Regions from separate parts of the Homo sapiens genome. Here all the other regions are linked to region 4. A link is a loop called in an ENCODE intact Hi-C map of the cell type or tissue named here. Cell type or tissue: endothelial cell of umbilical vein. All regions are shown on one strand. Each heading gives the region's core, and the rest is flanking DNA. Links, peaks and the distances in the headings are about the cores only.

The links. A loop is a pair of places that touch in the nucleus more often than their neighbours do. Peaks named below come from ENCODE experiments on the same cell type or tissue, not always from the same donor. Only the 100,000 strongest peaks of a DNase experiment are listed, where the experiment ranks them.
Region 1: it touches region 4 in a loop (12-fold over the local background); 61 of 110 quality-filtered maps call a loop at or near these places.
Region 2: it touches region 4 in a loop (12-fold over the local background); 50 of 110 quality-filtered maps call a loop at or near these places.
Region 3: a loop joins it to region 4, with 15 times the contacts of the local background. A loop is called at or near these places in 88 of 110 quality-filtered maps.
Region 5: a loop joins it to region 4, with 11 times the contacts of the local background. A loop is called at or near these places in 4 of 110 quality-filtered maps.

The regions. Positions count from the first base shown.
Region 1 is chr1:68,339,885-68,346,006 of GRCh38, reverse strand. No RefSeq gene overlaps it. Among named protein-coding and RNA genes, the nearest start is that of RPE65, 110 kb to the left of the region's middle. In endothelial cell of umbilical vein, for the core only: a CTCF peak has its summit at 3,074 (motif pointing right); a DNase peak (open chromatin) is centred at 3,066.
Region 2 is chr1:68,007,726-68,013,847 of GRCh38, reverse strand. The region is part of intron 1 of GNG12-AS1 (GNG12, DIRAS3 and WLS antisense RNA 1); the gene reads right to left. Among named protein-coding and RNA genes, the nearest start is that of DIRAS3, 40 kb to the left of the region's middle. In endothelial cell of umbilical vein, for the core only: a CTCF peak has its summit at 3,539 (motif pointing right); a DNase peak (open chromatin) is centred at 3,577.
Region 3 is chr1:68,109,789-68,113,788 of GRCh38, reverse strand. The region is part of intron 6 of GNG12-AS1 (GNG12, DIRAS3 and WLS antisense RNA 1); the gene reads right to left. It also overlaps a transcript of WLS not described here. Among named protein-coding and RNA genes, the nearest start is that of DIRAS3, 61 kb to the right of the region's middle. In endothelial cell of umbilical vein, for the core only: a CTCF peak has its summit at 1,765; DNase peaks (open chromatin) are centred at 658 and 1,768.
Region 4 is chr1:67,850,846-67,856,967 of GRCh38, reverse strand. All of the region lies in intron 1 of GNG12-AS1 (GNG12, DIRAS3 and WLS antisense RNA 1), which reads right to left. Among named protein-coding and RNA genes, the nearest start is that of GNG12, 20 kb to the right of the region's middle. In endothelial cell of umbilical vein, for the core only: a CTCF peak has its summit at 3,158 (motif pointing left); DNase peaks (open chromatin) are centred at 1,327 and 3,117; H3K27ac peaks cover 967 bases.
Region 5 is chr1:68,440,111-68,444,832 of GRCh38, reverse strand. It overlaps RPE65 (retinoid isomerohydrolase RPE65), which reads left to right. Exons shown (of 14, transcript NM_000329.3): 4 at 1-57; 5 at 161-302; 6 at 3,833-3,980. The region is part of intron 1 of LOC124904198 (a long non-coding RNA gene); the gene reads right to left. Among named protein-coding and RNA genes, the nearest start is that of RPE65, 7.5 kb to the left of the region's middle. In endothelial cell of umbilical vein, for the core only: a CTCF peak has its summit at 1,572 (motif pointing right); a DNase peak (open chromatin) is centred at 1,582.

The sequences.
Region 1 (6,122 bases), core at 978-4,977, 490 kb before region 4:
AAGTTGCACATATATTGACACTAAGCATGTCCTTGAGGTCTCACACCTCAGTCTCTACAGAACAGAAGGTGAAACATATGCAGAGAGGACATAAGGCAAAGAGATGTCAGGTTGTTCTCCGGTGGAACTGATCCCACTTCATGCACAGCAGGTTGCTCCACAGCTGGGGCTGGAACAAGAGGCCAAAGACCTCAAAGATAGGTGAGAAGCACCCAAAAGGTGTTTAATACAATAAGAAATGCTCCAAATATATAATGCACAATTAAGAGGGAAGCAAAAGCCTTGCCAAAGATATCATGCCATGAAAACAGCAGTTGGAGGATGTTTGTGCTTTGACTCTAAACATTAATTATCACTTCTCATTTAACAAGACAACTAGTTGTAGGTTTCTTTTGTATTTCCTAGTTGAAAATAGATTGCTTCAGACTTGCTAGTCATCTTAGAAATTAGATTTCTTCTTTTTTTCTAAATTAATTTTGTTTACCTTTGCCAAATCAACGACATATTATAATTGGCTGAATAAACAGTGTTGTTTGTTTTAAAGAATTAGGATTTTTGTTTTTCAAGCTGATTCATTTTGAAATACTTATAACTTTTCCTGCAATATTAGAAACAGGGCCGGGTGTGGTGATTCACGCCTGTAATCCCAGCACTTTGGGAGGCCAAGGTGGGTGGATCACTTGAGGTCAGGAAGTTCAAGACCAACCTGGCCAACATGGTGAAACCCCGTCTCTACTAAAAATAAAAAAATTAGCCAGGTGTGGTTGTGGGTGCCTGTAATCCCAGCTACTCAGGAGGCTGAGTCAGGAGAATTGCTTAAACCCAGGAGGCCAAAGTTGCAGTGAGCCAGGATGGCGCCACTGAACTCCAGCCTGGGCAACAGAGTGAGACTCTGTCTCAAAAATAAATAAATAAATAAATATTTTAAAATAAATTAATTAAATTAAGTGCTTTCAAAAGTCAAAACAATACAAAAAAAGTAGACACAAAAGTGTCACATCCTTCTATATTCCCTCTACCTCATTCATCTCCACCCCCAACAATCCCTTGTAGATAACCAGGTTTATTGTTTTATGATTTATACATTCTGTTTCTTCATGTAAATATAGGCAAATATATGTATATTTCATTTTCCCTTCTGCCTTACATGGAACGTAACATACTCTAAATGCAGCTTTTAGAAAATTCCTAATAAGCATATTCCCATATATTTTATCTTTTAGAAAAACAACCCTTTACATAATAAGATTTGATCCTTATAAGAATTACTGTATTTCCTTTCTTCTGAATCGTCACACTCTTTTTTCTGAATCCTTCTTTTCTACCTTTAAGTATATTCAGATCTCTTTCATCAGGAAAACGTAAAAACTAAGTAAGGGCAAAATATTTAGTGGAATATTTTCAAAATTCCATTTATAAAACACTGGTTCCCTAAAACATCAACAGCTGTTCAGAATTGTTTTCCACAATGCAATGCATATCTGCAAACTGAAAGTCCAGAGAAGTACAATAATAGACTGCGTTAATTTAATTAAATATTTCCCCAGCATATTTAATCATGGAATCATTTTTCTGCCAAATACCTGTTAACATCCCATGGAATGAGGAAGTACTCCTGGGAACATTACTCGTCACTCATTTGAATCAGGTCTTTTTAGACTACCAGTCATTCCTTATTGCTAAATGCAGTAGGCTTTCTAGAGGTCTTACTCTCTTTGCCTTGCTCCCAGTATTACAATATCTGGTCAAAATGGATTATTCCGTTTCCCCAATCGCTCTCACACTTTTCCTCATGCAGTTAACTCTTCCTGGGTGCCTTTTATTATAAGATCACTAACCTTTTGAAATCCTAACAGTCCTTCAATGTCTGTCGATGCCACTTCTTCCATGTTGGCTTTTAACTTTTTTTTTTTTTTTAGATGGAGTCTCGCTCTGTCAGCCAGGCTGGAGTGCAGTAGCATGATCTCAGCTCACTCCCTGCAACCTCTACTTCCCGGGTTCAAGCGATTCTTCTGTCTCAGCCTCCCTTGTAGCTGGGATTACAGGTGCCTGCCACCACGCCCGGCTAATTTTCGTATTTTTAGTAGAGACAGGGTATCACAATGTTGGCCAGGCCGGTCTCGAACTCCTGACCTCAGGTGATCCGCCCACCTCAGCCTCCCGAAGTACTGGGATTACAGGTATGAGCCACTGAGCCTGGCCTTAATTTTTTAACTTAAGTTAATTTTAGCTATGGTCGAAACGATCTTGTATTTCATTGTGTATTTATCAAAAAACATATATTGTCTATATAGTGTTTGGAAAACATTTGACAGGGATTAAAATCTTTTATATCTACCAGTATATTCTGAGAACTTGATACTTCGGCTTGAGGGAACCCTACTTATTGTTGGTAGATCCCAATATCATTACCAAAGAGGCATGCAACCTGGAAAAAGTAATCTAAAGTAGTCATAAGAAAGTATCTTCGGCCGGGCACGGCGGCTCACGCCTGTAATCCCAGCACTTTGGGAAGTCGAGGCGGGCGGATCACGAGGTCAGGAGATCGAGACCATCCTGGCTAACGCAGTGAAACCCCGTCTCTACTAAAACAATACAAAAAATTTAGCCGGGCTTGGTGGCGGGTGCCTGTAGTCCCTGCTACTCGGGTGGCTGAGGCAGGAGAATGGTGTGAACCCGGGAGGCGGAGCTTGCAGTGAGCCGAGATCGCGCCACTGCACTCCAGCCTGGGCGACAGAGCCAGACTCCGTCTCAAAAAAAAAAAAGTATCTTCACTGGAGAATTACTGTGAGAAATAGAAATAACTTTGCTCATGATAGCCTATTTGTGATTGTTCCTTAACATTCTTAATAAATGACTAAAAAGAGTTGCGATGTAACAGACCAGATTCTAATCCTGATTTTGTCAATACCTTGAACACATCATTTCATCTCTCCAGGTCTCCCCGCCCCGTTCCTGCCTAGAGCTAGGTGAGGAAGCTTGTGCCCTCTGACTCCAAGCCAACCTGAGTATTTAAGTCCCCGGCCTGTCGCATCTTGGGTGGGTTTAGGCCCATTCCGTATGTGGCCACTAGCTGGCAGGATTGCCACATGGTGTGCTTGGCCACTCCCCATCTGCACCTTCATCTTTTCCAGGAAGGATTCGCCCTCAGGCTGATTCTGGACCAAAACAAACAGAACATTCCACCTGGCAGCAGCCAAGTCCCCAGCACTATTGTGCCAAGGAGACTCTTTGATTTGCCTCAAGCCCAGAGAATAAACTACGATTCCAGGGGACAGCTGACTCCAGCCCATCTACCATGCTCCAGTAGAGACCTTCAGGTGACCCAGGTCAACACCAAGCCACCCTCTGGAGGATCTGATGCTGCCTCAGAAACAACACCTCATGCCTCATCAGATACTAATGGAAATGTGGGATACAGGCTTTTAATATGTGGCAATCACATTAATTTCTCTGATCCTCAATTTATTGCTTTGTAAAATGAGTGTGAGCTGGGTTTCTGAACTGTGTCTCCCAATGCTACAGGCAGTGTAGGATCCTGGGAAGAATATGGTGTTTTTGAACACAGATGTGCTTTTGTGTTTTTGTTTTTGTTTTTGTTTTGTTTTTTTGACAAAGTCGCTCTGTCACCAGGCTGGAGTTCAGTGGCGTGATCTCTGCTCACTGCAACCCCCGACTCCCTGGTTCAAGCGATTCTCCTGCCTCAGCTTCCTGAGTAGCTGGGATTACAGGCGTGTGCCACCACGCCCAGTTAATTTTTGTATTTTTAGTAGAGACGGGGTTTCACCATGTTGGCCAGGATGGTCTCGATCTCCCGACCTCGTGATCTGTCCGCCTCGGCCTCCCAAAGTGCTGGGATTACAGGCGTGAACCACCGCACCCGGCTGATGTGCTTTAAATCCCATCCTTGCCATTTATATGATTCTGATGGGTTCAGGACACATTACCCCAAGGTATAGCAGCTTGGTATCTGAGAAAACAGCAGAAGCAGGAAAGTCTCTCATTTTCTCCTCACCTTTCCCCAAAGCAGGTGATAAGATCCTCATTCCAGGGGTATCCTCCTAATGTCCAGAGAAAAGGAACTACTCTACCTCTGAAGAGATAGAGAATAATCTGAACAAACAGACCTTGTTAAGTTTCCCCAGTTTGTTACCATTACATCATACCCCCTTTGTCCGATACTTCACCACAACTGTCCATTTCTTCATCAAACTTAGTATAAAAATCTGTTTCCTTGTGTCTTTGGGTTTTCATTTCTGAAAGTTCCTGTGTCACATAAAACTTGTATTACATAAATTCGTATGCTTTTCACTGATTAACCTTTTATTATAGATACCTCAGCTATAAACTCTGGAGGTGCAAGAAAAGATTTCTTCTCCCCTACAAACCTGATCATGTTTTCTAAGATTTTTCTTTAGGAAAATGCAGCTATGAAATTTATTTCACAATGTTTTCTGAGGGTGAAAAGAAATCGAGTTAGTGAAAGAGGCACATAGAGTGCTCAATCATGATGCTAATTCCCATCCTTGATTACAAAAATACAAACCTACATATTCCATAGTCATTAGAAACTTGTACACACACAGAAAAAGGACAAGATAAATATATATTAAACTCTTAAAGTTTTTATTTCTAGAGATTAACATTGAAGTGATTAACATTTTCTTCATTATGCCCCCCGTAGTTTCCAAATTTTCTAAAATAAACCTTTATGACTGTTATTACTTTTTCTTGTGGTAAATGATACATAACATAAAACTGGCCATTTAAAACATTTTTAAGTGTATATCTCAATGGCATTAAGTACATTCATCCCCTTGTGCAACCATCATCACCATTCATGTCTGGAACCTTCTTATCACAAACAGATACTCTTTACGCATTAAATCATAAATCCCTATTCTCCCCCGCTGCCCCATCCATTAAAGACATGGATGTCTTTAATGTTCATCCATGTCGTGGCATGTATCAGTTCATTCCTTTCTAAGGCTGAATAATAGTCCGTGTGTATATACCACATTTTGTTTATCCATTCATCCATCTGTGAATATTTTTATTGTTTCTGTTTTTTATCTATTGTGACATAGGAATGCAAACATCTGTTTGAATCTCTGCTTTCAGTTCTTTTGGGTCCATACCCAGAAGTGGAATTGCTTGATTATATCATAATTCTGCGTTTAATTTTTTGAGGAACTGTACTGTTTTCCACAGTGGCTCTGCCATTTTACATTTCTACAAGCCATGCTCGCAAAGCTTCCAATTTCCTCACATCCTTGTCAACACTTGTTATTTTTCGTTGTTTTGTTTCTAATAGCCATCCTAATGGGTGTGAAGTATAACTGATCATTGTAGTTGTTGCATTTCCCTGATGTGTTGACTTGCATTTCCCTAATGATTAGTGATGTTGAGCACCCTTTCATATTGTTGTTACTTTTTTAAAAGCTTCTATTTTGTAAAGATCTATTTCTCTAAGTGCTTCTCAAACTTTAATGTGCTTCTTAATATCCTCCAGGTCTTATTAAAATGCAGATTCTGATAGAGCAAGTTGGGATGGGCATTAGATTCTGCATGCCTAACAGTCTCCCAGGTGATCTTCAGGTCACACTTTGATTAGCAAGCCTCTAGGCTAGAAGAGGGACCCAGCCAGTCTTGAGTATCATACTTATTTGCACCTGGCCACCCATCTTTATCTTTGCAACAAAACTTTCCAGGTCTGGTTTATCTTCTCTCTCAAGGGTCATAAGGCCAAAGAAGCAGAACACAGATTTTCTCAAACTTAAGTCTGTGTGGCATAGAGCACTGGTGGCAAGGAGAATTAGAAGTCAACATATGCAAGCAGGACATTTAGACCCTTCATTTTACTCTATGGTGAGTAACTAAAAGAGAGGTTTTTCTAAGTGGATAATTTGTGGAGCAGAATAAAACAATCATACCAATTATCAGCTAAATCATGAGACTTCAAATAAATTTCCTGTATGTGGTGGGCAGCGTAGATCGATATTCCTGGACCTCCAGGAGTCCTGTGTCATTTTCCTTTGCCATGGGAATGCGTCAGGAAACAATTTGAAAAGCCTTCTGGTCTCTGAATTCAGAGGAGGGAGAAAGGATATGATAGGCTAAGA
Region 2 (6,122 bases), core at 1,248-5,247, 160 kb before region 4:
TTACATGCAGCAGTCAAAAGAGAGTGAAGGGGGAAGAGCCCCTTGTAAAACCAACGGATCTCATGAGAACTCACCCACTCACTATCACAATAACAGCATGGGGGAAACTGCCGCCATGATCCAACCACCTCCCACTAGGTCTCTCTCTCAACACCGGCGATTACAATTTGAGATGAGATTTGGGTGGGGACACAAAGCCAAACCATATCAATTCTAAAAGAGGGATAAGAGATGGTCAGGTGGAGAGAAGAGGCAAGAATGTGCCAGGCATGGGTACAGTATGTGCAAAGGCCTAGGCTGGCAAGAGCATGGCATCTCTCACAAATGACAAAGGCCAATACAGCCAAAGCACAGACAGCCAGGGAGGCATGGTAAAAGATGAGGCTGGCAGATGAGTTATGCTGTCGACTGCTGACTTTTTTAAGGGCAGTGAGAAGCCCTTTTCTTTTTTTTTTTTCATTTTGATTTAGCAATTTCCTTTTATATATATATTTTATATATATATATAAAATTATATTTTAAGTTAAGCAACCTGTTCAGTGTTTTTGGAGGAACCTCTGTAGCCAATGCATGGATTTAAGGTGGATATATAATGTTGCAGAGCTTCTTTTCCTCTGCCTCAATTCTAACAAAAACTTTGTGGGGCAAATATGATTATTTCTAAACTACAGATTGAAAAAGCAGATTCTGAGAGCATAAAGAAGTTGCTGAAGGTCAGAATTTCTTTATTTTGCCTTGTCCTGGCTTGAAGCAGCCATGAATGAAGGAAACAGGGAGAAATGAAAAAGATCACCAAATGGAACTGATGCTCACAGGGCATCCTCTCCTCTCCTGAGGCAGGAGAGGGCATAGGGCCTAACACACATAGAACCTTCTCTTGTAATCAATATTCTTCTTCCTCGTGAAAAGACTATCAGGAATCTTGTCTCTTAAAGAGCTTCTCTGCTCTGTGAATTCTAACAACTGTCTTTACTGTAGAAACTTATCCTCCTGCTGTTCCTAGTTAAAATCTGAATCTTGGATGAATAGATATACCACTGGTCTGCAAGAGCAGTAAGGCCATTCATTCATTTGCTCGAACAATTTAGGTCCATCTTTTTCACCTGTAACTGATGAGGTCGCTGCCCTGGTTTGCTGCCACATCGCTTTTCTCCCTTCTTCTCTCCTCCAGAAGAAGGATGAGAGCCCAGAGCTGTGCCTGCTGCAGGTGGAAGGGAGCAGACAAGAAGCAGTTCCTGAGCACCGACTATGCGCCAGGCTTCATGCCAGGTGCTGTTCATCCCCTATCTCATTTCATCCATACACAGCAATTCCTTTCCTGTTTTGCTGATTAAGAGATCTAAGTGGCATTTTTTACATGAAAAATACTAAACATATTAGAATCAAAGTATATGTATTCTCTATTCTGACTGCCCCCGTGCTGGATCCAACCTCATCATCTTTCACATGATAAGAACCACTTTACAGTAACTTAGACTCCGGTCTTCCTCCCAACTATTGCATCCTCCATTACCACCAGAGTCATCTGGAAAAAGCACAAACATGATTGGGTTTCTCCTCTGCTTTGAAACATTCCCTGGCTCCCCATTGCCTGAAGTTAAGTTAACAGAGAGTGAGGGAGGCATGGTACAAGATGAGGCTGGCAGATGAGTCATGCTAAAGACTGTGGACTTTTGTGAGGGCAGAGAGAATCTCTTTTAAGGCTTAAATAACCTATCTAGTGTTAAGCAGACAGTAGCTCAGTAAAGAATGAAAACAATCATGCTTGAAGCACAATAATAAAAGAGTGCTATTAGAGCAATGGCAGAGGAGGGAGGTGATTCATTATACTTTTGCTGGGGGAGCAGCAATGGGGGCGGTGAAGACTTCACAGAAGGGGGTTGGGCTGGGTTTGGTGGTGAACAGAGGGGTCCCTCTAAAAAAATTGACAGCAACCTGCACAAAGCCACTGAAAGGCAAAAGCTGTGGCTCTGGCTGCCCCAAGGACACACAGCAGCCTATAGACTCTTTCTCTCAGGACTCTACAGAGCAGCATAGCAATAAGCAATGATTTGTTATAGCTCTGCTGTCAGGCAGCTTACCTAAATGTTAGCACCCACATGAACTGCATAATGATTTCTGAAACTCAATTTCTCCACTAATACAAGCAAACAGATTTAGTTACAGTTAGAGAGGGTTTGGGGGAAAGGCAGCCTCTAGAGAGAGGCCAAGACTACCCCCTCCATCGCCCCGACTCCGTCTCTGTGGAGCACTAAAGTACTGATTTGGATCAAGACCAAGGAGGATAGAGGCTCAGGGTTGGAGCAGAGATTTCAGTGTGATAAGGAAAATGATTTAAAAAAAAAACAACCCTGGAATCTGAATGTTAGATCTTCAGCTTTCCCTTTTTTGTCTTCTACATTTGGCTTTGGAAATATCTCTTCTCTCATGAGGCTAAGGAAGGGGTATCCATGTCCTGGGAAGGTCAAGTAGACACCACAAGGGTACCACAACATAGGGGATCAGGGGAAGGGAGGCTTCATTTGTCTTCTGAGGCATTTCCTAGCCTAGACCTTAAGCTAAAAGTGCAAAGAGAGTCCTTAACATTTTCCCAGTTCTGCTCATTGGGACTAAGAGCTCTACAGAGAAATTAGGTTCAAATCACAGCTGATAATGAAAAGAAACCATTTGTTCAGGTTCATTTTCTATGTATCTTGCCCTTGAAACTTAGCAGTCCAAGGTCAGCGGTAGTTGGAGATTGTCCTTTGTCCCAAAGTTTAGAGTTGCCACCTCCCAGGACCACATAAAGAAACAGGAGGACTCAAATTCAGGTCTTGTGATTGATTTCTCTGGGGCATTGGCACTGCTAACACAGGAGCCCACAAAAGGCTCTAGAAGCACGGGCAGGGAAGCAGAGTCAGCTTCAACTCCTGCATTCATCCAGGAGCAGAGCTCCTACTGATAAATACAAATTGATGCATTCTAGGCCACCTGGGCCTCTTGGATTGCTTACTCCTGTTCTTGCAGCTTCTCTAAGCTTGGGCATGCATTTAGTCAGTCCATAAGTGTTACTTTTCGGTAGACAGGTTTTTGCAATATACTCCTAAGGAAATGAGATATGCTCATCTTCCAGAGTATTCTAACTCACTTCCTGTGGTCTTTGTTTTGTGCAGGAAATACAAGGATAAATGGAAGGCAATTCAGATAACCAGGGCTTTCAGCATGGGGCTTATTGTCAGAACTTGGAAAAAAACGTATTTATTGAGGGAAAAAGGTACAGATAAGAAAATGGCAACTCCAAGAGGTTAATAGATGATCGGTAGACGGATGTAATGTAAAATGTGAGACAGAGTATTACTCTTACTCTATATACCAACCCTACACTGTCTGTGTAACTGAACCTACAATTATATATAAATACATTTATAAATATTTACTTTCAAAATATTTATGGTAATTCAACCCTCCTCTTCAAACTCAGTGTTATAGTGCTAATTCAGGCAATTAATATCTCTTTAATTTGTCTATTACAAGAACCTCCAGCTCCTTCTTCCTCTACCTAGCCACCAGAGGGTGTATTTATCTAAAGCAAGCATGATCATATTACTACCTTGCTTAAACCATTCAATGGCTCTCTGTGATTCTATTTTACCTATTTGACTAGCCTATACTCCCCAGTTATTCAATTAAACACAAATCTAGGTGTTGCTGTGGAAGGTATTTTATACATATGATTAAAGTCCATAATCAGTTGACTTTGAATCAGGGAGATTATCCCAGCTCTTCTGAGTGGGCCTGATTCAATCAGTTGAAAGGCTGTAAGAACAGAACTGGGGCTTCCCTGATGAAGAAGAAACTCTTTCTATGTACAGAAGCTTTAGCTTATTCCCTAGATTTCCAGGCTTCTCTTCTCATAGCCTGTCCTTCAGGTTTTGGCTTGTCTAGCCTGCCCCTACAATAACTTAAGCCAATCGCTTGCATTAAATCTCTTAATATATTTATTGAGATAGATAGATATATCTTACTGGTTCTGTTTCTGTGATTGAACACTGATTTATACACTCATCATAACTCATAAGATGAGATTCAAAGGGTAGAGGCCTTTTTGACCCTGGCAAAGGTGTTTAAGCAAAACTTCTGATGAATTATTGGCTGGCCACTGAGCTATGCCAACTCAGCAGTGAACCCATGAAAGCCAGATGTAAAATTTTTTAAACAATTTTTTAGAGAGCAGCTGAGCAGCCAGCAGAGACTATACTATGAGAGAAACAGACTCCAGAGAATTCATTCAAAAAATGTCTGGGCACAGTGGCTTACGCCTCTAATCCCAGCACTTTGGGAGGCTGAGGCAGGTGGATCACCTGAGGTCAGGAGTTCAAGACCAGCCTGGCCAACACGATGAAACCCCGTCTCTACTAAAAGTACAAAAATTAGCTGTGCGCGGTGGTGTACACCTGTAATTCCAGCTACTCGGAAAGCTGAGGCAGGAATTGCTTGAACCTGGGAGGCAGAGGTTGCAGTGAGCCGAAATCATGCCACTGCACTCCAGAGTGGGTAACAAGAGCAAAACAACACTTCCAAAAAGAAAAAAAAAAAGAATTAATTCAAAAAATAAAGAAACAAACAAAAACAACAACAAATGGATTCCATTACAAGATGGCCAAATGGGAACAGCTCCAGTCCGCAGCTCCCAGCATGATCAACGCAGAAGATGGGTGATTTCTGCATTTCCAACTGAGGTGCCTGGCTTATCTCATTGGGACAGGTTGGACAGTGGGTGCAGCCCATGGAGGGTGAGCCGAAGCAGGGTGGGGTGTCGCCTCACGTGGGAAGCACAAGGGGTCAAGGGATTTCCCTTTCCTAGCCAAGGGAAGTTGTGACAGATGGTACCTAGAAAAACAGGACACTTCCACCCAAATACTGCACTTTTCCAATGGTCTTAGCAAATGGCACACCTGAAGATTATATCTGGTGCCTGAATTGGCAGGTCCCACACCCATGGAGCCTTGCTCACTGCTAGTGCAGCAGTCTAAGATTGGCCAGCAGCCTGGCAGCGGGAGGGGCAACCACCATTGCTGAGGCTTGAATAGGTAAACAAAGCGGCTGGGGAAGCTTGAACTGGGCAGAGCCCACTGCAGCTCCGCAAGGCCTACTGCCTCTGTAGACTCTACCTCTGGGGGCAGGGCATACCTGAACAAAAGGGAGCACAAACTTCTGCAGACTTAAAAATACCTGTCTGACAGCTCTGAAGAGAGCAGTAGTTCCCCCAGCATGGTGTTTGAGCTCAGAGAATGGTCAGACTGCCTCCTCAAGTGGGTCCCTGGCCCCCTTGTAGCCTAACTGGTAGACACCTCCCAGTAGGGGCTGACTGACACCTCATACAGGCAGGTACCCCTCTGGGATGAAGCTTCCAGAGGAAGGATCAGGCAGCAATATTTGCTGTTCCGCAGCCTCCGCTGGTGATACCCAGGCAAACAGGGTCTGGAGTGGACCTCCAGCAAACTCCAACAGACCTGCAGCTAAAGGACCTGACTGTTAGAAAGAAAACTAGTAAACAGAAAGGAATAGCATCAACATCAATAAAAAGGACATCCACACCAAAACCCCATCTGTAGATCACCAACATCAAACACCAAAGGCAGATAAAACAACAAAGGTGGGGAGAAACCAGAGCAGAAAAGCTGAAAAATTCTAAAAACCAGAGCACCTCTTCTCCTCCAAAGGATCGCAGCTCCCCACCAGCAATGGAACAAAGCTGGACGGAGAATGACTTTGATGAGCTGACAGAAGTAGGCTTCAGAAGGTCGGCAATAACAAACTTCTCTGAGCTAAAGGAGGATGTTCGAACCCATCGCAAGGAAGCTAAAAACCTTGAAAAAAGATTAGATGAATGGCTAACTAGAATAAACAGTGCAGAGAAGACCTTAAATGATCTGATGGAGCTGAAAACCATGACACAAGAACTACATGACACATGCACAAGCTTCAATAGCCAATTCGATCAAGTGGAAGAAAGGGTATCAGTGATTGAAGATCAAATTAATGAAATAAAGTGAGAAGAGAAGTTTAGAGAAAAAAAGAGTAAACAGAAATGAACAAAGGCTCCAAGAAATATGGGACTATGTGAAAAGACCAAATCTATG
Region 3 (4,000 bases), core at 1-4,000, 260 kb before region 4:
CTGCGGACAGTTCACCTGGGAGCATATTGTAAAGTGCAGTTTCTTACTCAGAAGGGCTTGGGAAGGGCCTGAGACGATGCATTTCTAACATGCTCCCTGGAGGTGCTGATGCAGCTGCTCCACACACCAGACTTGAACAGTGAGGCTTGCGGCAATATTTCTAAGAGATGTGTCTGCCACGTCCCCTACCCAAGGGGGTCCCATGCCATCCCTTTTACAGCCCTAACACCTGCCAAAGTGCTTGGATCATATGAAAAACAGACTTGGCCAGGAGCTGAAGTGGAGGCTCATAAGGGCAGAATTTCTGTCTGTTTTGTTCTCAGGTATATTTCCAGAAACTAGAACTGTGCCTGGAACACAGAGTGGCTCAGTAATTACCTGGGGAATGAGTAGATTACTAGGGTCATTCAGCAAAGAGATGCCCTTTTCCAGGAATTTTCTGGCATTCACTGTTCTGAGTGGTGGTAGATTTGAGTCCAGGGCTTCTGCAAACTCACCAAAGGTCCTTTGCATCCAAAGCATCTCTTTCTCAAACTCATAAATCTGACTCAACAACCTATCTATAAGGCCTCCACCTATAAGGATACGGATATTTTTACGGACATGCGAGGTTGGATGACTCAGGATATGAGTAAGCCCAGAGCTTCAGCCAATATGGTCTCAGAGTGACAGATGGAGAGAGAAGGCTTCCTGTGGTGGGACTAAGGAGCATGGGCCTCAGGCTGACCAGCGTCCCCAGAATGAAGGGCTTTCTTTAAGATGGGGCCAAGGCGTTCCAAGCCAAGTTCGTGGGCAGCTAACTAAATGAGGTTCATGGATTTGGCCTCAACCTTGTTCTGACGCTCTCACTGCCAACCTAGGCAGGGAGCCAAATTCCTTGCTCTTTAACAGTTTGTCTGTTTGTTTTGGTCCAAGAGGCCAGGAAGAGAAGATATTTGTTTCCATGGTAATTGCTTGGAATGATTCTTAAGTAGAGGAGCCTGAAGGGCAAGTCTTCTCATTAGGTTTCCACCTTCAAGGAACTTAAAATCTTCTTAACAATCAAGGTTCCCAATACATGAACCGTGCAGTCGGTGACCAATGGGAGGTACAAGGACACTTTTCAGTAACTCCTGATTGGGGGCAATTGAGAGGGCTTCCCAGAAGACTGAAAATGAGCCGAGCCTTGAAAGAGTTGGATAAAAGGTGAGGGTAAGGGAAGAGTATGAGAGTGTGGAGATGCAACTTCACAAGCATTATTTGGGTGGCAATGACTAAAGTAGCCTGTTTAGCAGAGAGTCTGGGGTGCAGTGAGTAGAAAAGCAACTTGGAACCGGAGTGTACACAGCATTGAATGTCAGGCCGTGGAGGCTGGACACCTGGGCCCATTCTTTAGAACTAGAGCGTGAGAAGTAGGTGGGACCCACACATTTTGCTTTTGGGTTCAGGCAACCATGGGGAGACAGCCTCCTGAATGAAGCCAAGAGGAGACTGCTGAATTGGTAGAGAATGAGAGGGTCCAGCCAGTAGGTACTGTTGTACAGCTAGTGCACTGCATAAGAGCACCTGGCCAGGAGAGCAAGTAAGGACAGAAATACAGTTGTCACTCCTCTCATCAATCTATGCACCCTAGCATGGGCTGCCTTCTCCCAGAGGGACTTCTTCTCTGTCCACAAAGACATCTGCACAGGCTGGCGCTGACCCAGTTGGCTCAAGCCACAGCCAGCGAATGTTTTCTCCTTGTGGCCAAGGCATTTTCTTAGAGCAATGAATACTGTACATTCCCAGAGTGTCCCAAGGAGGGCACTGCTTAGCTTTGAACAGAACGATAAAGCACTGCATGCACGGTTCTGAGAATGCAGTTAGTACCAGAGCAAGCCAGTTTTCTGCTCCTGCTGGCTGTCAGAACAAGGGAGCAAATGGTTGGTAATAGTACACTTCAATTGAATTCAACTAAATCTTCTTCTGGCAAGGAGGGGCAGCCCCCCAAGCAGGACATACACCAGAACAGAGCATCTCATCTGCAGCCCTAAAGATCCTAAAGTTTGGACAGCAGCCATCTGACCTGTGGGTTTGGGTGGAGACCTGCATGCTTCATAAAGTATCCAAATGTTTCCCGACCCACCAGCAAACATCATGTATGTGTAGAGAGATGTAAAGGGCTCGTTCAAAGGACTGTTATAGAGAGGATGTTTCTCAATAGGGGCACACTGGCATTTAGGGTGCAACTGTCTCACACATTGGAGGATATTTAGCCAGCAGGGTCCCCCAGTCCTTGTGACAACCAAAAAAATCCCTCCTCCGTGTTTAAATGCTGCATTGGAAAGGTTGAATCCAAATGAGAACCGAGCAGCCCTTCTCTCTACAGAAAAGACAGCAGGCCCGGTGATTTGGCCAAGACCACAAGGCTGGGGAAGAAAAAACAAGAATTAGTACCCAGGTTGCCCACTCCTTACCACTTGTCACCAGCTTCTCCCACCAGTGTGGTCCTTCTTTCTCCCAGCCTTAGTTATTCTCTAGGTTTCTGCATTGAAACCACAGAACATGCTAGAACCAAGTGATGTAGTTCATCTATGGTCCCCAAAGGCTTATATAAAGCTGTCTTAGCTCAGGCTACTATAACAAAAATACTATAGATGGAGTGGCTTAAACAACAGACATTTACTTCCTACTATTCAGGAGGCTGGAAGTCTTAAGACCACGGTCAAGATTAATCTAGATATGAATTCCTTATGTTTTCATTTATGGTATCTTTGATGATTTGTGTAGTTGATTTACCAATGTTTTCTTTTTTAATGGGTACTTGTGTCTTTCAAAAAAATTCTTTAAATAAATTTCAAGATTATAAAAATATTCTAAATTTCTTCAAAAAGTTTTAAGACTTTGCCTTCCATATTTAAGATTCTGTTCCATCAAAAATTAATTTTTGTATGTAAGAGAATAAGGAGCCTCTTTAATTTTTTTCCTATATGGATAACTAATGCTCTCAGCACCATTTATTGAATAAGCCACTCATGATCTACAACACAATATCCTTTATCGAGCAAATATATATATATATACACACATATATATACAAACATATATATACATACACATACACACACATATATATATGGAGAGAGAGAGAGAGAGAGAGAGAGAGAGAGAGACAGAGATTTTTGGGGGCTTCTTAGTCTGTTCCACTGGCTAATTTGATTATCCTTACCTCAAAACCATACTGTTTTAATTACTTTAGCTTTTTAATAAGGCTTGCAATCTAGAAAAGCACATTCCTTCATCCTGTTTGTCCTCAGAATGTCTTGGCTCTTCTTGGACATTTGGTTTTTTATTTAATGCAATAATAATATGTCACTGAAATTATTGAGACTTTTATTTTCTTTGCAGAAAAATTTTAGACTACCATTTTAATTTATTTAATGATTATAAGGCTATTTAGGTTTTCCATTTCTTCAATTGGTTTCACAAGTTATATTTTTCTGGGCATTTTAAATTGTTTCCAATGTATAGACATAAAGTAGTGTAGATTATTCTTGCTATCTCTTTTGGCACTTAAAATATTTTTTCAACTTAATTTTAAATTAAATTTTTTAAAAATCTTTTTAAAATTTAATTTTGCCTATCTGTAGATATATTCCTTTGTTCATACATATTTATACCTTCACTTTTCTCAATCTTACTAAAGATTAATCTAATAGTCTTTTTAAAGAATTTTTGATTTGGTAGTTCTTCTATTTTATCTTTAATTCCTACTAATTTATGCCTCTTACTGTATTTTTTTTTTTTTTTTTTTTTTTTTTTTACTTTTTGTGTTGTGTTCCAGTGCAAATTCAGTTGATTCAATGATTTCCCCACCATCAGTTTAGGATTTGGTTTTCTTAGCTCTGGTAACATTGTTATCAATTCTTCATTTATATTCCATTTTCCAGAAGTTTGTTGCTGGTATCTCATCTCATATTTTGCCCATTCTTGTGGGTTTATATGATTGTTTAAAATCCCTTTGCTGTAGTTTTAATAAGTT
Region 4 (6,122 bases), core at 1,228-5,227:
CTCTGAACCATGTATGCCTAAGCCGGGGATAGCAGATTTTCATCTAAAGGGCCAACCTTGATCTATAATAAATTCTACATCTATATCCAGCTGACAGTCAAAAGTAATGTCTACTTGGGCACGGGAGGAGTGTGAACAGGATGAGGAGCTCATCTCTTTGCCTCAGTATTCCCAGTGTCTTGAACAGTGCCCAGCCCACAGAAGGCACTCAATAAAAAGGCATGTTGAATGAATTAATTAACTAACCTATCATCTCCAGCTTATATCTTTGAAAAAACACAGTGTTGTAGAAAGCACACTAAAAACTAGAAGATGCTTGTTCCAGGGCTACCGTAACTACATGAGTAAGTCTCCTACCACCGCATCTCAGTTTTCCCCTCTGTAAACTGAATATAGCAACATCCACCCTGATTGGTCAGCAGCTGAAATAATGCTCTCCACAAAAAGCAACCCAGCACCATGTATCTTTCTGTAGTTTGATCCATCAGTTCACATTTTCCCATCAGCTTCTCAGAATTAATCTGCCTTTTTCAGCCTGTCTGACCCTCAGGACCTTTCTAAAGACAGGTTTGATGAGTTTTCAGGTGCATGCCCCTCCCGGAAGCCAGCCTCTGGATGGAGAAAGACAATCAGAATGCCAGAAAAGGTAGTTTGCAATGAACAGACTCATCAGTGATGAAATTGTTAACTCCTGAGCAAAATTACACAGAGAACTTTACAATAACATAATAAAAGGAGAACATGAAAAATCTAAGTGCTATACAGTGACATTTAGCTACAAAAGAAGAGGCTTCCAGGGGTATCTCCTTGACAACCAAAGGCAGAGTGGAGGAAGTGTAACCTTCCATAGCCTCTTTCTGTCAAAACAAACTATGACTTCATTACATCTGTTCTAAGCGGAGGCCTCTCCGTGTTCAAAAAAAAAAAAAACAAAACATATTTATTCATTAGAACAGATTTCCTGCTCAATTTAAATGATTCAGAAATGAAAATTCTGGGAACATAGGAGAATCGGATTCAAACTATTTGGGACAGCATTGCAGCTTCACAAGGATTAGGCCCCATCTATCTCTCATTCCTTTTCTTTCACTCAAATTTCTCCACAGGCTTTGCATCCTCTTGGAATAAAATTTAAATCCTTGCAATGCTAACAAGGCCTACCTGTTCTGGCCTGGCTAACCTCCCCACCACATATGCATTTGCCACTCTGTTGTCCCCACTCACTCCACGGTAGACATACTATTCCTTAAACCTGCCAAACACAACCCCCCATCCAGACCCTTGCATCTCCTGTGCCCTCGCCCTGGAACACTTTCCACCGGAAGATTCAAAAGACTCTGACTCACTTTTTCAGTTCCCTGTTGACATGTTATCTTAACAAAAAAGACTTTCCTGGCCCTTCTATTTGAATGAGCAGCTCGCACCCCAACTCTCTTGCTTCTTTAACCCTTTTCACATTTTTCTTCTTTGCTTTTATACCATCTGACATTTTTTCCATAGGTGTATATACATATGTATTTAAACATTTATTTGCTTATGGCTTATCTCCTCTTATTAGAATGTAAGCCTTGTAAGGTAGAAACATAATTTTTATTTCACTACTCTATCCCCAGTGCCTAGAGCAGTACCTGGTGTATACTCAAACATTCCCTGAATGAATGAGTAAACCCCTCTTCCCAGCCTACCCTTTCATGGTATTCAGGCACTCTTCCTCACATACATCATGCATTGCACCTCCATGCTTATTGCTGTTCCTCCCCCTGAAATACATTTTCCCTTATTTCTGGATCCCAGAGTAATTTCTTTTTTATTTGTTTGCTTGTTTTGAGACAGGGTCTTGCTCCGTCACCCAGGCTAGAATGCAGTGGTGCCATCATAGCTCACTGCAGCCTTTAACTTCTGGGCTCAAGTGATCCTCCCACCTCAGCCTCCAGAGTAGATAAGACTATAGGTGTGCATTATCATGCTGGCTAATTTAAAAAAATATATAGAGTTGGGGGTCTTGCTATGTTGCCTAGGCTGCCAAGAGGGATTTCTGTCCAGCACACACAAGAGCTGAACTGATTGGGAGGAATGGGCAGGAGGTAGGAAGGGGGGAACTTTCCAGAAAAAGATTGCAGCAGAAAACAGTTATAATGGTGAACACAGGGAGAATTGGAAGAATAATTTACCATGGAGAAGGAGAAGGGAAAGAGTCAGAGGGGAGACACCAAGCAACCATCTCCACCAAACTCAGCCTTGTGGCTCAGACCTGCATTTAAGAGTCGGCAGGGTTGCCATCGTCTAGAACCTAGTCCTCCCTCCTCTCCATTCTTCTCATATTTCCATCCATCCAAATCTTTCTTGCTGAGATCAACATAAATGCCCACGCTGTGGCTCCTCCACTCAGCCCTTCAGAGTCATGTACCCCTGCAGCTTTAGTGAGGGCCTCCACTCAGTGTTCATGAAACCCTACTCTGTATTTGAGAAAGATTTGTGGAGTTTTCCTACTTATTTTTTTCTCCAACTAGATAATAAACTCCTTGAAAAGCGAAGATGTACAGACTTTTGAAATATGTTTCAATTTTGACTTCAATACTGACTACCATATTTCATTGAATCTAAGCTAATATAAGATACATTATTTTATATACCACTAAAAACAGAAAAATACTTCCACTTGATTGTAAGACACTGCCAATTGTAAAAAGCATCCTGATTTCAGAGATCTGAGAATGTGAAAAGGGAGCATAGAAGAATTGATGGAAGGTATGTGGTCTTAGACATGTGGTAAGCCTCTCTGAACTTCAGACTCGCCATTCATGAAATGAAAACCATACTTTTTCATTCATTCAGCAAATGTGTATTGAGTATTGTGTATTGAGTGCTTAGGTGTTGGGAACTTTTTAAGTTGAAAGGAATAGTAACTGGCTCTGGTTAACATAAGCGAAAGAGGATTTACTGGAAGGATACTGGGAGCTCAGAGAAACAGGGGCTGGAGCAGCAGGCTTGGTGATGGCAGGAAGCAGGGGAGCACCAAGGCCTGGGAAATGGAAACCATGGCAACAGCTCTCACCAGGAGGGCTCTCTGGTGAGGACAGAGATGCTGGGATTCAACTCATTCTCTTGTCCATGGATAACTCAGGAGCCTCTGATGGACGCAGCCTGCCCCCTGGTGTAGGGGTCTGGGGCAGCATCTGCTTGCTTTGGCTTCCACAGTAGGAGGCAAACACAGAATTTGCCATCCCATCAAGACCACACACAACAGAAGAGAGGAAATTCCCCAAAGTGATTTGGAACATTAGGAAGGTGAGAAAGGGAAATGGACAATATGTGGTCAAAACAGAAACCAAAAGAGATAAATTGCATAACATACTCCTAATATGTGCCAGCCACTATACCCCCAACAGTCATGGTCCCCGTTCTTATAGGGGTTACTGTTACTATCCAGTGAAAGAGGCAAATGAGAAACAAAAAGAGAGATAAAGAGAGAAAGAGAGAAGGAAGGGAAGGGAAGGGAAGGGAAGGAAGAAAAGAGAGAGGGAGGGAGGGAGGGAAAAATCCAGATACTGTCAATGAAGAAAAGACTGCTACGGGATAGAATAACTGGGGCTACTTGGCTAAATCCAGTTGCTCATTTTCAGTCCTCATTTTACATAAAACATCAACAGCTTTTGACACAGTTGATCACTCCCTCTCTGTGAAACACTCTCTTCATGCAGCTCTGGGGAAATCATGTCCTCATGGTTTCTCCTCCTTCGCCAGTTGTTCCTTCTCTTTGATGCATCCTGCCTTCATTTCCCCACCCTTAAGTCCTGGAGGGCCCCAGGGCTCAGGCCTCAGACTCCCACTTTATCTGTACTTGCTCCCTTGGTGAGTGCCTCCAATCTCAAGGTTTTAAATATCGGCATACTGAAGATGGCCAACTTTATTTATCCAGCCAGAACCCCTACACTGAACCCCAGACTCGTGTATCCAACTGAAGTCTCAACATCTCCATGGAGATGTCTAACTTAAAGTTCAAACTTATGTCTAAATCTCTTCCTCCACTTACCTCTGCCAAACCTGCCTGACCCATAGTCTTCTCATTCAGGAAACAGCAACTCCATCCTTCCAGAAACCTTGGTGTTATCTTTCGCTCCTGTCTTTCTCTCACCTCTCTCAGCTAATCCACTAGCAATCCCTGTTGGCTCGAGATATAATCACCTCTCACACCTCCACCACTGTCCCGCTGATCCAAGCCATCCTCATCTCTCCCGGACTAGTGTCATAGCCTCCTAATTGATCTCCCTGCTTCTACCCTTGCCCTCTATATTCTAACTTCAACACAATGCCTTGAGTGATGCTTAGATATCTAGATCAGATCATGTACCCCTCCTCAAAATCTCATGATGGCCCCGAAGACCTCAATCTTCCTCCTAACCTCTCCATCTTATTTCCTGGCTGTCTCATTCATTTGCTCTGCTCTAGCATGTTTCTTCCTCTAGGTTTTTGCAGCTGTCCTTGCCTGTTCCCAGAATTCTCTTTCATCAAGCTATCCACAGAGCTTCCTCTCTCACCTTCTTCAGGTCTTTACCAAAATACCATCATCTCAATCAGGCACTCCCTCACCACTATATTTAAATTAGCAACAATACCACCTCCAAACACACACTCACACATAATCCCCTTTCCAGTTCCCGTTTTATTTTCTCCATGCCACTCATCACTATCTGGTATATTATATATTTTATCTATGTGTGTGCGCCCCACTAAAACAGAAAATGCATGAGGGCAGGGATTTCCTTCACAACTTACAACACTGCCTTGCACATATTAATAGTATGCTCTCAGTAGAAATTTGTTGAATGAGCCAAGTTGCCTGATATTTCTGAGCATCAGTTGAAGAAAAATGTAGGAAACAACCCTGCCTACAATATAAAATTTACATAAAAGGCCAATGAAATAGTGTGCCTTATAAACTGAGCTACGCTGTGCACGTGTGAGGAAGAATGACAACCTGCTTTCCACATGACCACATTTTAACACCCTGCTCGCTTAGCAATCTCTCACATAGACTGAAAACATGAACATGTTTTGCTACTCGCAATACAGGTGAAAGACCAAAAAAACTGTTTCCTTCCCTCTACGATAAAGGTACATTTCCTATCCATTTCTCACCATACCCTTATTACCCTCCCCTCGCAAGCCCCCACATGAAATAGAAAGCCCCCACTGAAAATCAATGTGATTAGATAATAATAGTATTAATTAGGTCAGACACGGTGGCTCATGCCTGTAATCCCAGCACATTGGGAGGCCAAGGCAAGAGGATCCTTGTGCCCAGGAGTTTGACACCAGCCTGGGCAACACAGGGAGATCTTGTCTCTACAAAAAAAAAAAAAAATTTTCCAGGTGTGGTGGCATGCACCTGTGGTCCCAGCTACTCGAGAGACTGAGACGGGAGGATCACTTCAGCCCAGGGAGGTCAAGGCACCAGTGAGCCATGATTGTGCCACTGCACTTGAGCCTGGGTGACAGAGCAGACCCTGTCACAAAATATATATATATATATATATATATATAGTGTTAATTGGTAACATTTCTGAAAACCTATTTTTAAAGCACCCAAATATTTTAGACTTTGATAAAAGAAAGTGAAGTATCTGGTGGCCTGAGCTAGTAGGAAAGGGGGAAGAAGATAAATACAGTGGGGACAGCTGGCTGGCTTTGCTGTATAAATATTCCCTGTGGCTGAATCACAGGCACTAGCATCAAGTCAACTTCTTCCCTAGGTAAATCTGTGCTATATTCATACTGTGTGAAGCTCCAAACAAAATGAGTGCTTGGACCTATCCCACCTGAAAGGCTGGGAATACATGATCATAGCAGATAGCAATTGTACATGTTCCAATAGATGAGGAAAAGCTACTAAATAGAGAGTAATTTAATTCATTGCAGTGTATTAGGAGGGGGCTGATTTTCCGGCAGCCACATTCCATTCAGGAGCTTCCTCCCTCTCCATCTTCATGGCTTGCCTGTCCAATCAGACCAGTCAATAGCAGAAAGACTCCATCTATGTCAATGCAGTTGGGAGGAAGGATTATCAAGGAGGAGCACCTTCCAGGAGCCAAGTACTAAGAGAACCTGAAAGGGAGTCAGTC
Region 5 (4,722 bases), core at 1-4,000, 590 kb before region 4:
CATAACAGAATTTGGCACCTGTGCTTTCCCAGATCCCTGCAAGAATATATTTTCCAGGTTACTGAACCCAAACTGAATGTTACTCAAGACATTTTATATTAGCCCTTTTTCTCTCATGGCTTGAAAATTACTGGACTGAAAAATTCATTTGTTTCTACAGGTTTTTTTCTTACTTTCGAGGAGTAGAGGTTACTGACAATGCCCTTGTTAATGTCTACCCAGTGGGGGAAGATTACTACGCTTGCACAGAGACCAACTTTATTACAAAGATTAATCCAGAGACCTTGGAGACAATTAAGCAGGTGGGACACAGTGCTAGGTGATGTTCAGGAATTTAGAATTTGGAACTTAAAATTAATTCAACATAAATTATTCATGCTGCGAATGTATGATTCTAACTTGATGAGGACACACAGAATGACCATTCCAAGCTCCAAATGGACTGCACTGATTGCCTCTGTCTATGATGCTTTCCTGCAATTGGTGTAATTTGGTGAAAAGAACATGAGAGCCACATTAAGTTTCAAATCCTAGCATTGTCAACAATGACTAGCTATTTGACATAGGACAAACATTGTTTCTTCATCTCTAAAATTTTAAACACTTACATGGATTGGAGAGAACCCATATAAAATGCCTAACATATTCATTCATTCATTCATGACACAAATACTTATCAAGTGCTTTCCATATTCAGAATTTATGCTAGATGCAAGGGATAGATCAATGAGTAGGGTAACATGGTCCCTGCCTTTCATAGCTTTTATAAGCTAGCATGAACCTGGTAAATACTGGGTGCTCAAAAAATTATAGCTACTGATACTGAAAATCATGCTATTTATGGTTCTAGGCAAGTATGTTGCACTAATTTGCCCCTTCTTATAGATACTTCTTATTAGAAATAAAGCTATATCTTGAATGAAATAGCATAGAACAAAATTTCAGCAATATTTGGAAGTGACAAATTTTATGGAGAACTTAGGGAATCTCAATGCAGCAGTCCTTAGATACACATTTTGAACCAATATTTACTAAGATACACCTATTTACAAGGCATTGTTCTTGTCTTCAGGTGACTTAATGTCTAGGTGGAGAAATCAAATATGTAACTGTAATAGGACAAAGAATATGACGAGTCTTTTAAGAAGGAAAATCTTTTAAGAAAGCATAAATACGAAAGGAATTACTTCTGGAAGTAGTTGGCAATGCAAGGTGGGACAGGTGAAAGAAGGCTTAAAGGGAAAGGCTTTGGGCTGGAAGTTAAAAGAGAGGGATGATTTCAGTGAATTTAGAGAAAGGATATGCTAGATGGAGGGGGTAAAGCGATCAAAAGCATGGAGGTAGAAGGTGTTCATGAAAACTGGAGAATAATCTCCTTGGACTAGACTTGCAGCATTTCTCAGTGGAGGTATTAGTATGACATTAGGCAGGGGGTGACTCATCATCATGGAGACGTCCCACACATGGGAGAGGTTTGGCATCCCTGGCCTCATCCACTAAACACCAGTCATGTTTTCAATCATTATACAAACCCAAAACGCTCCTGACATTTCCGTATCTTCCCCTAGGGGGCAATAACACTCCCAGTTGAGAACTAGTTGCCTAGAGTAGTTAATGTCAAGGGGAATATTGAGACACAGGGTAGGATGAAATTAAAAGCTTGAATAATTGGCTATACATTTGGAATATGTTGTTTAGCTAATGGGAAGCTACTGAAAGTTTTTGCTCAAAGAAGTAGTATGAGTAGGGCTATATTTTCAGATGTTTATTTGGGGAGCCATGTGTGGGCTGTACGGGAAGGCAAAAGAGATACAGTATAGCTGGGAGACCAAGAGGTGAAACTAAAAGCCAGAACCACAAATGCAGTACTGGTAAAAATAAGAAGAAAAAAAATAGTCTCAACATTGAGTCTCAATAGCACAAGCTGATCTATAATTCTCAACAGACTATTTACTATGTCTTAACATACACTCCCCATAGCTCTTTCTTGTTTATGTTGTGTGTGTGTAACCATATACAAGTGTGTGTGTAGCTCCTTTAGAGAAGAACAAAAGCTGAGTTTCTAAATCATTCATTTGACTTTGATAGGGAATCTGTATTACAATTACATGATATTTTAATTAGAAATATAGAAGCTATGGTATGGCTGCAGAATAGACTTTATTAGGAGTCAGGTTCCACTGTTACTAGCACTGTAAAATGTAATTTTAAAAATGTGAAATTTTTGATTGTTTACTGTTATTAACCAGTGCCTTTGCCTCCAGCCTGATTCCCTTAAATACAATTTATTTAAGGCAGCAGTAGCAATTTTTTAAAATATAAATATGAAAGTATTACTCCACCTAGGGAATCCATAACTTCCCAAATAAAGTCCAAGCGAAGGTCTTTGTGGCTGGCCCACTCTTATTTCGCCTCCTCTACGCATGCCCTTCATGGCAGCCAGGTTAAATGACTAGTAATGGCCAAACAGCACACATTATTTCACAAGTCTATGCATTTACATTAGGATTCCCACTCCCTGGAATACACTGTCATCCTGCTCCACTTGGCTAACTCCACGCACCTTTCAAACATTAGTTGGAGTCATGTTTCTCAGGAAAACTGCCTCATCCCTCAGTCTGGGCTAGATGGCGCTTCTCTACGATGCCATTGCACACTCACAGTGCTTTACACCGGCTTATTGGTCTAATGCAGGGCTGTCCAATAGAACTTTCTGCAATAATGGAAATGCTCTATAACTGTGCTATCCTGGTGTTATTAAGCACTTGAAATGTGGCTAATGTGACTGAGGAGCTGAATTTGAAGTTCTATCTAAAAATTAGTGGTCCTGTATTAATAGAACAGCACGGGTCTAGAATGAAGTTCTTGAAAGCAAAGATCTTCTCTCTCCTGAGCCCTGATACAGTGCCTGGCACATAGTGAAAGCTCAGAGTATTTGATAAATGATTGACTGAATAAATGAATATCTTGCCTATTATTTAAATAAGGTTGCTAAAATGTCCTATGCTTTAAAAAAATCTCCCTAATTAATTGGAAATAATTTTGGTTAGATAAATATATATTCCAGTAATTATTCATTCAATAACTCTTTACCAAGTAGGTCCCAGGTGGAAATCTAGTGCTGATTTATCTAGCTCTTTATCCTTAAACAAGACACTTGATCTCTCTGGAACCCCAATTTATCCTTCTGCAAACAGAGATTTGTGTTACATTTGTAGTTCTAAACTTCTTATGAGACATAAAATTGAATTAAATGCTGTATGCTTTTGCCAGAAATGTTTATATTTAATTAAAAGAGATCCATGGTTCTCCTAAAGTCTATTTAAATTAAGACTTTCTATACTAGATGAAGCTTGAAGTCCCTTTCAGTTCCAAACTCATACAGTACCATGTGCAAGACATATAGTTGGTATTTACATAGTACCATACGAAATTGACATTTTTGGAAATCAGCAATTATTAAATGTTAGCAATCTTATACAATTAAATCTAATACAATAATAAGAGTATAAAGAAGTCTGAGGACTCAAACTTATGGTTTCAGGTCAATCTGCATATGCTAAAAGAAAAGTAACTAACCAGAGCACTGTATGGTATACATCAAATAAAGAGATGTCACAGGTAACTCCAGATTCAGACACATGAGGGGGCATTATGTTCTGCATGAAGGTGGGAACTCAAGGTGAAAGAGGGTAGAATCCAGAGAGATGGGAAGAAAGAGAAGTGCACTTAGGATGAGAGTTCAAGGGGTAGTGATGACCTCAGACCTAGGGACAAAGGTATAATGTATCTTCCTTCTCTCAACTGGAGGACATTCACTTTACTTCCGTAGGTTGATCTTTGCAACTATGTCTCTGTCAATGGGGCCACTGCTCACCCCCACATTGAAAATGATGGAACCGTTTACAATATTGGTAATTGCTTTGGAAAAAATTTTTCAATTGCCTACAACATTGTAAAGATCCCACCACTGCAAGCAGGTGAGTTTACCAATCTGTCCTCTTCTGAAAATAAGTGTCTATATTGTGAGAAAGTTACTGTATTGTGAGAAAGATAAGAATGTCAGAATAGCATTTTGTGCATAGTTAAATTACTCTCAGACTTCAGAAGTACTGCCCTCATCCCTACCCTATAAGGGGCCTAATGCCCAAGGGCATCATATCAAAGGATGACGACTTGAAAATATAGAAAGCAAGTGTCCAAGTTCTCTTCTAGAATATTAAAAATGTAGTACATATATATATATGGATTTGATCATATACAATTAGGATTCAAACTTAGCAAACATTTATTGAGCACTTATTCATGTGCTAGGCAAAATTAAATTAAATAAGCATGTATGTGTGCATAATAGCATACATACATATATGAGAGTGTACTAAATATGTTGCGCTTAATTCCCAAAACTACAAACAAATCTGTTATCTCATAGAAGTACTATAGAAAAAGAACTACAGCAAAAAGAGTGTACCCTAGAATTCTCCATTCATTCTTCATTTATTGCCAGGTTCATTGTTCACCACCTTGATGATGGAATTATTTGAATGTATACAGATTTTTGTTTAGTATTATTTAGTACAGTTCTCAAAGTGTAGTCCTTGGACCAAGACCATCACCTAGGAAACTGTTAGAAATACAAATCTTGAGCCTTGTCCTGGGCAGACTGAATGAGAAATTTTGGGAGTGGAGCCTGCAATCAGTATTTTAAGAAACTCTTTATGT